Linked DNA regions of Homo sapiens: region 2 is linked to region 1. The links are chromatin loops, found by intact Hi-C in ENCODE. Cell type or tissue: endothelial cell of umbilical vein. All regions are shown on one strand. Links, peaks and the distances in the headings refer to the core of each region. The heading gives the core; the rest is flanking DNA.

Region 1 (8,389 bases), core at 1,447-6,446:
CATAAAAACTGCTCCAAACCCTAAAACTCTGAAATTATCACTTAATGATTTGGGCTTTTGAAAATGCATATACCTATTAACAAAATTGCCTTATATCACAGCATTTTCTTGTCATCAAAATTGCTTAAAATTAATTTTAATGTTTGCACATACTCCAGTGGATGAAATCACCTTAATTTTTTAAACCTCCTTATCTCATTCTTAGGTTGCTGATCTTTGCTATAATAAACTACAGTGCAGCCCACAACTTGTCTCAATCTCTGTTGATATTTCTACATTGTTTCATAAAACTGATTCTTAACCTTAAGCATTTGAAAAATTGTCTATATATTTAGTTTTGAAGTGTGTATATTTATGTATATACATGTAGGGCAATATTTTGAGTTCTGTACAGTCTTCTGAACACAACGAATTTCTCCTCAATGACATAAATAGTTATAATAAATAATGAAAATAGAAAGAAAATGCTAGCAGGGCAATCTTAACTGGCATAAGAGGAAGGTTTTCTGAATTTGCAGGAACTTGGATCAAGAATGAAAAAATAGGCTGGGTGCTGTGGCTCATGCCTATAATCCCAGTACTTTGGAAGGCCAAGGCAGGTGGATCACGAGGTCAGGTGGATCACGAGGTGGATCACCAAGGCAGGTGGATCACGATGGATGAGACCATCCTGGCCAACATGGTGAAACCCCGTCTCTACTAAAGTACAAAAAAAATTGGCTGGGCATGTTGGCGTGTGCCTGTAGTCCCAGCTACTTGGGAGGCTGAGGTAGGGGAATGGCTTGAACCTGGGAGGTGGAGGTTGCAGTGAGCCGAGATTGTGCCACTGCACTCCAGCCTGGGCGACAGAACGAGACTCTGTCTCAAAAAAAAAAAAAAAAAAAAAAATTGCTAGTCAACTCTTTTCTGGTCAGAGGTGTGAGCCATGGAGGCAGTCTGGTTATCTTACAAAATGTCTCAGACTTGGAGTAAAGCCCTGGGTCCATATCTTGGCTCTGCCAGTGATCAGCTGTGTGACCTGAGCCACCCTCAGATTCAGTCTCCTCATCTGTAGGATTGGGGTGACACCCACGACAGTGGATGGTTGTGAGACTCATAAGGTCATGCTTATGGAGGTGTCTGGGATGGCATGCATGCCAGGAAGTGGGCATCAGCATATACCAGTTTAACCTGTCAGTTGAAAGGTATGTTAGAAATAGAAGTATTTCAACTTACCCATGTGCAGGTACTGAGAAAGCTCTCAAAGATACCCAGATTTCAACAGTGTTTTGGTAATCTTACCACGGTTATTTATACACATTGCTACACCAGCCTCAGATTTATTTCAGCTCAGTTAAGTTTAGTGATTTACCTCATTTGGAAAAGAAGTATGGCATACTATATTATTTATATTTAAAGCACATATTTATAATCTGAAATTTCTAGATTTCACTGAGTGGTTTCAATTCCTGTCCCCAAATTCTGGTAGCTAACTGCATTGTGGTATTACTTAATTGCTGTTTTCTCCGAGTTACATTGAGCTTTAAAATATTGAGAGGTGAAGCCAGCTGGGCTTCTGGGTTTTGTGGGGACTTGGAGAACTTTTCTGCCTAGCTAGAGGATTGTAAATGCACCAATCAGTGCTCTGTGTCTAGCTAGAGGATTGTAAATGCACCAATCAGCATTCTGTAAAAATGGACCAATCAGCACTCTGTAAAATGGACCAATCAGCACTCTGTAAAATGGACCAATCAGCACTCTGTAAAATGGACCAATAAGCAGGGCATGGGTGGGGCCAAATAAGGGAATAAAAGCTGGCCACGCACGCAGGCCTCTGCAGTCTGCTCCGGTTGTCTTCCGCATTGCGGAGGCTTTGTTATTTTGCTCGTGACAGTAAATCTTGCTGCTGCTCACCGTTTGGGTCCATACCACTTTTAAGGGCTTTAAAATTCACCACATCACCTTTAAGAGCTGTCACACTTACCGTGAGGGTCCGCGGGTTTATTCGTGAAGTCAGTGAGACTACAAACTCACCGGAGCATCCGGACGCACCGTCTTTAAGAGCTGTAACACTTGCCGCAAAGGTCCGCGGGTATGTTTGTGAAGTTAGACCACGAACGCATCGGAAGCAAGAAACTCCGGACTCGGTATGTGTTTACTTAACATATCACGCTGTTTCATTCTCAGTGTAATGACTCTGAGAACTTGCATGAGGCTTTTTATAAATGGACCTTGCAATGTCATAGGAATAAAAATTCTTTTAGGAGGTAGAAAGAATGATTTTGTTGATGAACAAATGGCGGGCAGTTGGAGTTCGGAGAGAGGCTGGTGAATCCTTGAGATCGTCAAGGATCAGGCCCGGAATCAGACCCCGTTGATGGTCGGGCCTAGTCAGCAGCCATGTTCAAATTCCCAACTGTTGCGCTTCTAATTATTGCTCTCTGAGGGTGTTGGAAATTATGGTCTTTGGTTGCTCGTAAGTCTGCTTTTTGCTTTTTTTCCCGGGAGCAATTTGTTTGCTTGCTTTATTTCTCCATCCTACTTCTGTTACACTCTCTACTGCTCCCATCACCATGGTGTCTCCTCTCCCTTCTTCTGGCCTCATTCTTGGTTTTCTTCTCCCATCTTTTTTGTCCTTTCTGTCACCTGACCTGTGTCGTGTCTGGGCATTCTGCTATGATTTGTCTATTTTCCCCTTCCCCCGTTGCCCTTCTGTTACCTTCCTTTCCCCTTTCTTTCCTTTCTCCTGTCCTGTTGCTGCCTCTTCTTCTATTTCCATCTGTCTCCATTTGTTGTAGAATAAAGAGAGGCATAAGATTCCTCGGAAACAGCACTGTCTCACTTCTCTCTTACCAACAGAATTTTTCAGGGAGACTGAGGAATGAGATCTTGGATGTGTGGCAAGATGTAGTTCTCTACAGACACTGCAAGTGGATGTGGCATTGGTTTCCCCTATCATTACAATATAACCTGCCTGAAACCACAGGTTCAGCATAGCTTACGTCCAAAGAGGGTTTCACAGCCCCAAGTGGAAGCTTCAGTTGGAATGGTGCTGAGTTTGATTGGAAAATACTTGTGTTTTAACTTCTGTCTTGGTTGACTAGCTTTAGGATGCTTACAGACTGGTTTCTGTTTTAAAAGGTTCACTGTTTAAAAACTTTATTCAGGTTGAGTTTAATGGAAAGTTACACTTGGGTTTCATTTAGTAAGTAATAGTTACCTATTTTTAGTGTTTTATTTACAGTTAGATGTAGGTTCACTCATTAACTCAAGGAAATAGTTGTTCTGGTCCATCCTTTGAGACTGGTAAAGTGGGTGGTCTGTGTATGAACAGAGTCAAGTTATTTAGAGGGATTTAGGGTCCAGGTTGAATGTGGAGGAGCATTAACCATGACGTTACTTATTTGACGGATTCTTGTTGTGAAGAATAAGGAGGGAGATCTGTGGTTAGGTAGTGATGATCCGACCAGTTGATTTTTCTTGAGATTATATTTTTGAGGAGAAACAGATCTGGCCTGACCTCCTCTCTGTTTGAGAGAATGTAACATGGGAAGTCTGCTACTGCTTGTTAACAGGATGCTATCTCGTTCATCACTCCCCCAACCAGCTCCTGATACAGTGCCTGGAAAACAGCAGAAAGCTTAATATGTCTTTTTGCAACATGCATCTTGCAGTTTTCTCAAACTCCCACATGTAGTCATGACAGCATCTTGCAAGCCTCTCCACAGAGTCAGCCAACCACAGTTCTTTGTCAGGAGTCACCTTACGTTTAATCAAGATGAAACGTTTATCCCACTTTGCAGTTATACAGCCACAGTTATTTATGGGTATCAGTTTTCCTTCCCAAAGTTTCAGAGCCAGAAGACTCGCCAGGAAGGCGGATCGAAAAGAGTTCGGGTTTCATGGCCCTGCAAACTGGCTGTTCCAGTAATCTGTCTTCCCTCCTTTCCCGAGTTTCTGCTCCAGCCTGCCTGTAGCGTAGATTGCTCTTTTATTGCCTTCGCTTCCTGTCTGCTGAGTTGGTCCCATTCTGGGCATGCTGCCAGGATTTGCAACTTAACACTTCCGCCCATTTCCTGCTGCTTCCTTTCTTCTTTCTGGTCTATTGAAGAATGGGCAGAAGTGCTAAGAACTTCAGCTAAATCTATGGAGTTTTTCAGTGAGTTTTGGAGGTACTCAGCGAATAAGAGGAGTAGATGTAGAGTTGGTCTGTCTTGAAAAAATTTTGGACGTTATGGGATCCACTCTGCCCTCTGCACCCACCTTCTCCTCTCACCCTCCAGAAGCTCTGGGCCTCCAGGCTCCTTTTGGTGCACACTGCGTGCTGCTCTGCTGGACTGCCTGCCCACAGTGACCTTCTGCCTCCTCTCTATTAGACTGTTGCCCATCCATGAGGGCCTGGTGCCGTACCTGCCTCACAGTGGTGTTTCCTTGATCTTTCCACCCATCTTCCTTCTCTGAAGTCTAGGAAAACTCTCTGTCTTTAGGTGGTGCTTAATAACACACCATGTCTCTAATGAGGATGTATGCTCCTCATGACCGGGGATAAACTCATTTAGTCAGCAGCTGTGGCAGCCACAGCTGCAAAAGCGTAACATTTACACAGTGCTTTATCACCTGCAAAGCCCTTTCATCCACCTTATCTGTTTTTCACAACTGCACTGTGAGTTTGGTATTACTGTTATCTCATGTGTAGATTTAGAAGCCACTTTCCTAACTTAGTGACTTACTGCACAAAAAAGCCTTCAACCGTGAATTGTTAGAGATGGTTTTTAGAAAGAAATTTGGCACTTTTCAATAGGCTATAGCCAATCAGTCATGCTTGAGAAGTTAAACATTTAGAGATTTAGTATTACTGATGAAGCACATTCTTGATGAACTACATGAAAATAGGAAGGGCTCAGTCACTAAAACAGTGGGAGTTTTTACCAAAATTTCACCATACAAAGTTGGCCATTTAACAGACTTCATTCTTAATTTTTTTTTTTTTTTGAGACACCTGACTAATTTTTGTATTTTAGTAGAGACGAGGTTTCACCATGTTGACCAGGCTAGTCTTGAATTCCTGACCTCAAGTGATCTGCCCGCCTTGGCCTTCCGAAGTGCTGGGATTACAGGTGTGAGACACCATGCCCCACCTATTCTGAATTTTTTTAAGCTGTAATTTAGATATCCAAATTTGAGAAGGGTTCATTTGAAGACCAGACATAACTAATTTGTATAACCCCATTAGATATTTCCTTTAAATAATCTTCTACACATATTGTCTTAGTGCACTGGTACATCTAGGAAGAGTCTACCTTTCTTCAACTAGAACTAACCTTCAAGACTGAATTTTAAAAGGAAACTATTTTCCTAAATGATGATTGCTAACATTTCTTGACGGCTTACTATGCATCAGAAGCTTTCTATGTATTATCTCTAAACTTTACAAGAGTCTTTGAGAGAGGTTATTTCCTCCATTTTATGGAAGACAAAAATTAGGTGACCTTCTTAAGCTGAGTAAGTGATTCACAGTAAGTGATGGATCAGGGATTCAAACTCTGCATTCTACCGCATCATTTGGCCTCCCTAGATGTAATGTTCTAAGGCATTATGTTATTTCACAGAGAGGGGCTGGTGGAAAAACTCAGTCGCTTTAAATTGTTTAAGCATTCCATGATAGAGTAGACATGGATGCGAGAAGGGATTTTATACATTCCAGGAATATAACTTCATTTGAATTGCCTCTGATTTCAAAGAAATCAAAACCTCAGTGGAGGGGAGTGGCACATAGTATCTTTAACATTTGCCCTTGTGCCAAACAAGGCTCTATGATTTGTTTCCCGTTCCAAATTAAAAAAAAAAATGCAGAAAAATGAAAAGCATTTTTTTCATCTAGTATTGAATTGATCCCATGCAAAAAAGAAAACAAAATCCAAAATTAAGGAGCACAAAGGAGTGCTATTTAGTGTCTGATTTGTGAGATTTCCTCCCTCTCCTTCCAGACTTTGTGGATCAGTTTCTGAAAATGAAAGGAATAATCTCAGATATTTTTATTGAAAAGAACACAGATTATTAGATACCAAATACATTCTAGAAGATTAATGCAATATTTGTATATGCTGATGGTGAAGACCAAGGGCTTTCCTACTCCGATGACTCAACCCTGGCTACACATTAGGATCACTTTGGGAGAGCTTTAAAGCAATCCCAATGCTCAGTCCCAAGCAGTAATTTAAGAAGGTCATGCAGCTGCCGCCTCTGCTGAATGGCAGGGCCATGGGAAGCTTTACTGATAAAGGCACAAAATGGCAAGGGGGGTGAAATGTACAGAGGGTCCTACTCATTGATCAGAAGTAGCCCGGAGAGGCTATAACAGCACAGCAAGACGCTGACCAGACCCCCTTCTCACTTTTATGTCTCAGAACTTTTCTACAGTGAATGTCAATGTGTTTTTTTCCTCCACATAACATCTGTTTCCTTTTTGTCTTTAACATCACCTCACTTTTCTTTTGAAAAGCCACGTCTCACCCTTTGCACTCTGCATGGTTAGGATGAAGCTGATCTATTGGATCTAGAGATGATCCTCAACCCAGGACTGAATGATAATTCACGTCACCTGGTCACTGTGATCTGTTTATGGACGGGCACATTTTCTAAGTTATACTCTAGAGAGTAGTTCCCCAGTCCTTTGCTGGAATAGTTGGGACACTGTCTTAGTAGCTATGGTTACTGAGCTGGAAGAATCTAATTGTGAAGTTGTAATGATTATCTTTGATACCATGAGGGGAGAACAGAATCGAGAGATGTAGAGAGATTCCTTATATCATTTGAGCTCCATGCCTGTAATCCTGGACTTTTTGGTTATATGAACAAATTCTATTCTGCCTAAGCCAGTTTAGTTGGATTTCTGCCACTTGTAATACAAGAAGTTCTAACTAAGAAACTTTACGTAGTGGAGCCAAAAGGCCAAATGGAGGAAGCAATGTGCTGATGTTGGAGTGAGGAATTCATGGAAGGGACGTTCATGTCTTGGAAAACTTAATCTGTGTTAAAACATGCATTCTATAAAATAGCTAGCTGTTTGATCAACAACCCTCACTATATAACCTGTACCCCCATACCATATGTTAGACTTAATTTTTCCTCAATATTCTTGGTTTTAGGGTGAAATAGATTCTAGGCCTTGTATTTATCTTTTGAGGACATATTTATTACTTAATATGCTATGATACTACTTTGGGGAACTATTGCCACAGATAGTGAGTCTTAGCTTAGTGCCATGTATTCATTCAACAAACATTGTTTGAACCAAGTCTGTATACTATATAGTGCAGTAGGCTTTGAATGCCAGATTCAGGAGTATTTACCTAATTCAGTAGATGGTGAAAAGCTATGGAAGGCCTTTGAGCAAAGGAGTGACATGACCCCAGTTTTGATTTGGAAAGATTAAGCAGCAGAGTGGACAGAAATAAGTTAGAAAAAGGAAGGCCAGTTGGTGATCCCCAGTTGATGGGGACTTGAATTGGGCCTGGAAATAAGTGGATGGATGTGAAAACATTGCGCAAATAGATCCACAAGGCTTGACGATATGACGTTGAAAGAAAGGCATTCTAGATGATTCTACAATTTGGGCTTTAGTTATAAGGATGTGGAGATGCTGTAAACCTATTTAGTTGTGTGAACATGGTCAGATTACTTAACCTCTCTCGGCCTGTCTTTTTATTTGTGACATTAATTACCTAGCAGGATATTGTTAGGCCATGTATATATAAAGCATTTAGCTCACTGCCTGGCACATAGTACATGCTGCATAGATGTTGGTTTGCTTTATCAAGATTGGATAGCCTATACTATGTCAATCTCTTTCTATTCCTATATATAAGAAATATTCCAGTTCCCTCTTCTTTCAGATTATGTAACAGAATAATGGCAGCAATCTGTTGCCGTGGTCAATCTTTGTTGACACACATCATTAGCTTTTTGAAGGAGCAAACCTGGAGTAGGATAGGCCAGCATGTGCCAATTTAGTGTTCCTAGATTTGACACAAACTCCAAGTTTTCTCTCTCACATTGTACCTGTCACTAGTGGCCATTAGATTTTATTACTGCTGCATTAGCTAGTGGTACTGTTTAGAAGGTGATGTCAGAATATTGGCCTGGTTGTTTATCCTGTTGCATTTTAAATACTTGGGACATCTAGAAGGTATACATGAAATGTACTGTGGGCTGAGCAGTAAAAGGATGAGCCAATGTGTACTGTCTAAAGCCAATACTAATTTTATAAAACCTACTCTGACCTACCTTACTTTCCCACCAGGCATGTACTTTTTGGGAGAAAATTGTTTAATACATGCCTGGGTTAAAAAATTTTCTTCTTTTAAAGCACAATTACATGGTTACTTGAATTTGCGGAACACAACAACGT
Region 2 (6,456 bases), core at 1,328-6,327, 600 kb before region 1:
ACAATACAAAGACAGTAGATACAGCTTAATTTTAAAAAGCATTTTAAACATAGTGATCATTGTTATATTTGAAATATAAGCATGAGATTATCCTTTTTACAACATTTTAAAACTGTTTTGTAACAGGCTTTATTTTTCAGAGCAGTTTTCGGTTCACAGCAAAATTGAGCAAAGGGTACTCAGAGTTCTCATATATCCCTGGCCCCATACAGGCACAGCCTTCCCCATTATCATTATCCCTCACCAGTGGCACATTTGTGACAACTGATAAACTTATATTGAAACATCGTTATCACCCAAATTTCATAATTTACATTAGGGTTCACTCTTGGTGTTGTACATTCTATTGGTTTGGACAAGTATTTAATGACATACATCCATCATTATACTGTTTCCACTGCCCTAAAAATTCTCTGTGCTCAGCCTGTTCATCTCTCCCTCCCCCAACCCCTGACACCACTGATCTTTTCACTGTTTCCTTAGCTTTGCCTTTTCCGGAAAGCCATATAGTTGGAATCATACAGCATGTAGCCTTTTCGGATTAGCTTCTTGCACTTAGTAATATGGGTTTAAGGTTCCTCTATGTATTTTCATTGCTTGATAGCTCATTTCTTTTTAGCACTGAATAAATTCCATGGTCTGATGTACCACAGTTTATTTATCCATTCGCCCACTCAGAAACATCTTGATTGCTCCCAAGTTTTGGCAATTATGAATAAAGCTGCTACAAGCATCTGCATACAGGTTTTTGTATGGACATAAGTTTCCAACTCATTTGGGTAAAAAAACCAAGGAGTAAGATAGTTGAATCATATAGTTAAGAGTATATTTAGTTTTGTAAGAAACTGACAAACTACTTTCCAAAGTGACTATACCATTGTCACTCCCACCAGCAATGAATGACAGTTCCTGTTGTTCCACATCCTTGCCAGCATTTGGTGTTGTCAGTGTTCTGCATTTTGGCCATTCTGATATGTGTGTAGTGCTATCTCATTGCTGAGATTACCTTTTGGTGTGATGTTCTACTCACATCGATGTGAGGACCGATGAGTTTTTTTTTCCAGGTAGCCCTAGCTCCCCAATGCATAGTAATTTCATCTGTGATTAGAAAAGAACTCATTCAACAAGAAATCAAGACCATACTCAGCTGGCCCCTAAAGGGGGAAGGCTGTTGATCCTCTCTCTGGAGTGCCCTACAGCAGTGATTCCTAATCTGGACTACATATTGGAATCACTTGGGAAGCTTCAAAAGCCAGAATCTTGGGTCCCATCCCTAACAGTTTTGACTTTTTGGGCTCGGATGTGGCCTGGGCACTGGGATATTTATTTCGTAACTCATCAGGCATTTCTGATATGCAGGTGAGAAGGAAAAACACTGGCTGAAAAATAGCAGATCATAGTCTTGGCCTGTGCTGCTAAGACCTGTTGAAAGGGTCGTCTTCCTTGGATTCTACCAGACTTGACTTAGATTCCTGAAGACCCAAGGCTCTTGGGGTGACTTTACCTTTTGTCCTCAGCTGGCTCTGATGCCCATCTGCAGTCATAAAAATTATTGCCTTTAATTCCCCACTGTGACTGGAGGTTTTTTCTTTCATTTGTTGCTGGTCTTGGGAGGCCTAGAGGTAGGTCGCTTTTTTTTTTTTTTTGAGATGGAGTCTTGCTCTGTCGCCCAGGCTGGAGTGCAGTGGCATGATCTCGGCTCACTGCAAGCTCCACGTCCCAGGTTCACGCCATTCTCCTGCCTCAGCCTCCCGAGTAGCTGGGACTACAGGCGTCTGCCACCATACCCGGCTATTTTTTTTTTTTTTGTATTTTTAGTAGAGATGGGGTTTCACCGTGTTAGCCAGGATGGTCTCGATCTCCTGACCTCGTGATCTGCCCACCTCGGCCTCCCAAAGTGCTGGGATGACAGGCGTGAGCCACCGTGCCCAGCCGGTAGGTTGCTTTTATTCACACTCAGAGTCTGGCTTCTATGTAAGATATGCTCATGTAGAGGACAGACACATCTGCTTCTGGCTCTATCTTGAGAATGAAGAGAATGAAGACAGCCCTTAATCTGAACAGTTTAGGCCTGAAATAGTCTTCTGGTCCATCAACCGTAATGGGTAAAGCCTGAGCTGTGCCCTCTCCCTTCCCCCAAAGGGAAAGATGAGCCTCAAGGAAGAGCCTGTGGCAAATAGGGGAGCCGAGCACATCCTATGAGATGTCTGGGGGAGGGCTGGTGTATGACAATGGCCTGGAAGCTTCCTTAGACTAGACCACCAGTTTTTAGATTACATAGGAAAATGCAGTTGACCTGGATGCATACACAGAAGTAACAACATAGGATATGTACTTACTTGCAAATGGCAAGCAAACATTCTTCTATAGTGTCCCTTTGTGCTTTGGTGAGGGAACGTCCCTTGGATAGCCTGTATATTGTCTGCAGTGTGGAATCAATCAGAGAGGTGCAGTGTTCTGTTCCGGCAAAGAGAGGGGCACATCTTGTGAGGAGCGGGAGCACAGCAGAACATATATACCTATTTAGTGCAAGCGCAGCCTCTGTGGTGCTTAGGGAAACCTAGAGAAAGAAGATTGGGACACAGGTTAATTGCCCTGAGGAACAGAGCAAAGCTGGCTCTGCACAGAGTTCCCATGTAGCAAGCTGTGGGAGCTTATATATGTCCACGTTGCATAGCAAGGCAGTGAACAACTTTCTACCTTATCGGCAGTTCTATTTTTCTTTTTGCATTTTCAATGAAAAAAAATCAAGTTAAAAGAAAGAACAAAAAAAAAACACACAAAAAAATCATAACAAAGGCTAGCTGGCTCTAAGTCTTCCCAAATGATCCTATAAATATCTGTTCCCTTCAAAAGAATTTTGAACTCATTAAAATCAGCTGATGGCCAGTCTAACCCAACATTTTGATGCTTGCAAAGTCTAGTTGCCAGGATACTACATTACTATTCTGGTTTTCGCTCTCTTTTCTCACCTACCAGGGACTCACACACTGTAATTTTACAACTGTAAGATTAGTGAATGGTTATAGGCCAAGCAGTTTCTCAAATTCACCAGTTTTGTGAAAGCGAAAGTGGAACTCTGACTCCTTTCAGTTAATTGGTGAGCACTTCGAGCAATTCACAATCAATACTGACATTAGAGTAGACCCCACTAAAGGGAACCTGACTCTGCATGGGCAACGTGGAAAAGGAACAGAAACTTGGGACCTTCTGTACAACTCTAACATAGTTCTTGCTTACAATGCTCTTTGATGTACATTTAGACGGATGAATGGAATACAAGGAAAACCCATTTAGTGACACTAAGTATAGCCAAAGCATGCTTTACCACCATCTTTGAAAACTATAGAACTTTCGAAAGAAACCTTGAGATCCACAGAGATGAAATATTGCCATTTCCTGTGATTCCTGCAGTCATTCTATCTGTAACACACTTTATATAACTTATGATTTGAAAAACCATTTTCTTTGAACTATATACATGTCTCATTGTTCCTATAAATTATCTAAATTATCAAGTTTGTCTCCTAGAAACTTCAGTAATCATGCTGGGAGAAACAGCTAATCTTTCACATTTATCACTTTAATATACAGACTTAAAACGAGAAAGGACAGAGCTTTGATTTCAGTAGATTATAAGTTTTCAAAAGAGAATGCATGAATGTCTATGTGTTAATGAACTGAATATAACACCTTTTTGTTGTAGATGGTGTTTGGACAAACATGTGATTGAACACCAGATACTAGAATAGCATTTGCTGTTTATTTGATTTATAAAAACATTAAATTATTTGATCAGGAAGCTTGGGGAGATCCCATGAGTTAAGAAAATTATTTTTAAAATCAAATAATTTATAGAAAAGTTCAAAACAACAGCAGTGGCAGAAGCATTGTTTTAATTATTCACAAATAATTATTCATAATTATTCATTATGAATAAAAAATTATTCATTGTTTTATTATATCAAAACATTGGGTTAGACTGGGTTATTCAGTATTAGGGATCGTATACCCTAATACTGTCATATATACCATTTATCATCACCATACCACACATGGGAATGCAGCTCCCACTCAGGTTGGGGCTCATATTTCTTTCCATTTCTGGATAACCCATGCAGGTGGAATCCATCCAAGTTAAGGTATTTGCCGCTGACAACCCATCACAGAGCTCAGATTTCTGTCTCTGTTGGACACCAGGTGGAGCCTTTGAGAAATGTTATAACTAAAAACAACACTAAACTGGAAAGATGTTTTTTAGACTTACGCAGATCTAGTTTGTCTTTTCTCCTTGGACCTATGACTCCTGGTGTACCTTTTTCTGCTTAGTTCTGACTTGTGGCATCTCGTATCTGAGCTTTGTAACTCTAGGGGCCTCCTCTCTTGATGTTTGTTGATGGTGAACTACCTTATCTATCTCACCCTTGATTTCCAAACTTATATTTGCCTTTGTCCTCTTGTATTGACCTTCGTCAGGCCCCTGGCTTCAGACCTATCCATCCTGGTGGTCAGTACATGAAACTAAGAAGCGAGAGTGTGAAGAGTAATGTCAGCCTATAATGTTGCCAGCCAGCCTTTTTCAAAGGCAATAGAGACACGGTCTCACCAGAGGGTGATTTTGTCCCCGAGGGGACATCTGGTGATATCTGAAATTGATTTTGGCAGGGATTCGCGGTGAACTGGGGTGCTACTGATATCTAGTGGGTAGAGGCCAGGGATGTTGCTACACGTTCTACAATGCACAGGATAGCCCCTTAACATTTACTGTCAAGGTTAAAAAAACTCTGCAATTGAGGGAGTTGGATTTGGGGTCAAATTGACCTATATCTAAGTCTCTGGCCCAATAAATTAAGATCTTCCATTTCATGATACCTCTATTTTCTCACCCATTAAAGTAAGCTATTAAAATGTAATTGGTGAGTAAAGAGAAAATATTTGCTTCGAAGTCCAACATTACTAATTTCACAATGATGGGAACAATAATTTTTTGTTATTTTTGCAACTTACTGTATCTAGAGAGGCAGAAGCTCTTAGGTCAGGTAAAAATCCAACCTCCAGCAAGTGGAGCAGAAAAGTTTGATCCTTAATGCCATAAACGCGGTCCAAGAACAGCACCATAGGTGCCTTGTGGTCAGGGCAGAAATTGGCCGCCATATCTGGCTCACTGACCGACCCATCTGAAAGACACATAGAAAATGTAATTTCCCTTTTCCTGTCTCCAAAGTCTCAAAAGATAACACAGAGCTTGTCTGTCTATAGCTTATTCTCCCTATAAGGGACAAGAATTTTTGGAAAAATACAGATTGAGCATCTCAAATCCAAAAATCTGAAACCTGAAATGCACCAAGATCTGAAACTTTTTGGGCACCAACATGATGCTCAATGGAAATGCTCATGAGTATTCTGGATTTTGGATTTTCAGATTTGAGATATGCAACAGGTAAGTATAGCGCAAATATTGCAAAATCCAAAAAAATCCAACACGCTTCTAGTCCCAAGCATTTAGGATAAGGAATACTCAATCTGTACAGTGCTGCGCTGAAGGCAGCTTGTACTTTGTTGAAAAGCCAGTTTAAAATTCCAGCCAGTTGTTAAACATGCTCATTATTAAAAATTAGAATTTACAATTAAGTAGATATTTAAAAAAGGTAACAAATACTAGAGCTTATTACTTCCTAATTATTTCACTGTGAACTATACTCTTGAGGTTTTTTGCATCAATTGTATTTGTGTGTTAGGAATACAATCTAATGGTGTGCCATGTCCATTTTCTTCCCAACTCTGTGTTCAGTGACATTACATTGGTGGCTTGAAATTGGCCATGGTGAGAAAGTTTATACTACAGAAATGGGCAAATGCTAGGAATCAGGGCTCGATTTATTGCTTTGTTGATTTGAAACCTAAGTAAGTGAGGGAGAAAACATGAATGAAGACAGATTAAGTTTAATATGTCATGTCTGTAGTTATTACATCATAAATAGAATAAACTTCGAGGACATACTGTTGCAATATTTGGAAATAATCGTCTGATTTAGGTGAAATGTAAATCAGGTCATCCAAGAATTCTAATCTTAATCAAGAGGTTCAAAGGTGAAGTGGGGAAATACTATGAAGAAAATAAAAACTGCTTGAGCTGGAGAATAAAGACAGGATTTCGAGTGAGGATAGAAAACAATTTCCTCTTCCTGTTTTGTTGACACTAAAAACTAGGAAAGAGGACCCCCAAATGAGCACGCTATAGCCACAGCATATTTAAATACTGTACCGGAAAAGTGTGGGACTTCATAAGGAACCCTGAGAGGACAAAAATTAAGTCCGAGCCAGCCCAGACTCTCGTCCTGCCCAGGAATCAGCGTCAGGTTCCAGCAGAGCCAGAGAGAAGGGGCCTTCCAGACTGCAGGCTGCGGCCTCTCCTGCCCTGAATGGCTGAAATTGACTTCCTCTCTCATGCGTGCC

Evidence for each region. Hi-C counts contacts between places; a loop is a spot of excess contacts. Peaks named below come from ENCODE experiments on the same cell type or tissue, not always from the same donor. Only the 100,000 strongest peaks of a DNase experiment are listed, where the experiment ranks them.
Region 2: a loop joins it to region 1, with 2.8 times the contacts of the local background. A loop is called at or near these places in 1 of 110 quality-filtered maps.

Annotation. Positions count from the first base shown.
Region 1 is chr15:33,122,287-33,130,675 of GRCh38, reverse strand. The region is part of intron 4 of FMN1 (formin 1); the gene reads left to right. Among named protein-coding and RNA genes, the nearest start is that of FMN1, 68 kb to the left of the region's middle. In endothelial cell of umbilical vein, for the core only: no CTCF peak of the experiment used is centred there; a DNase peak (open chromatin) is centred at 3,985; H3K27ac peaks cover 608 bases.
Region 2 is chr15:33,727,578-33,734,033 of GRCh38, reverse strand. It overlaps RYR3 (ryanodine receptor 3), which reads right to left. Exons shown (of 104, transcript NM_001036.6): 47 at 5,008-5,177; 48 at 2,340-2,560. Among named protein-coding and RNA genes, the nearest start is that of CHRM5, 240 kb to the left of the region's middle. In endothelial cell of umbilical vein, for the core only: a CTCF peak has its summit at 4,188 (motif pointing right); no DNase peak of the experiment used is centred there.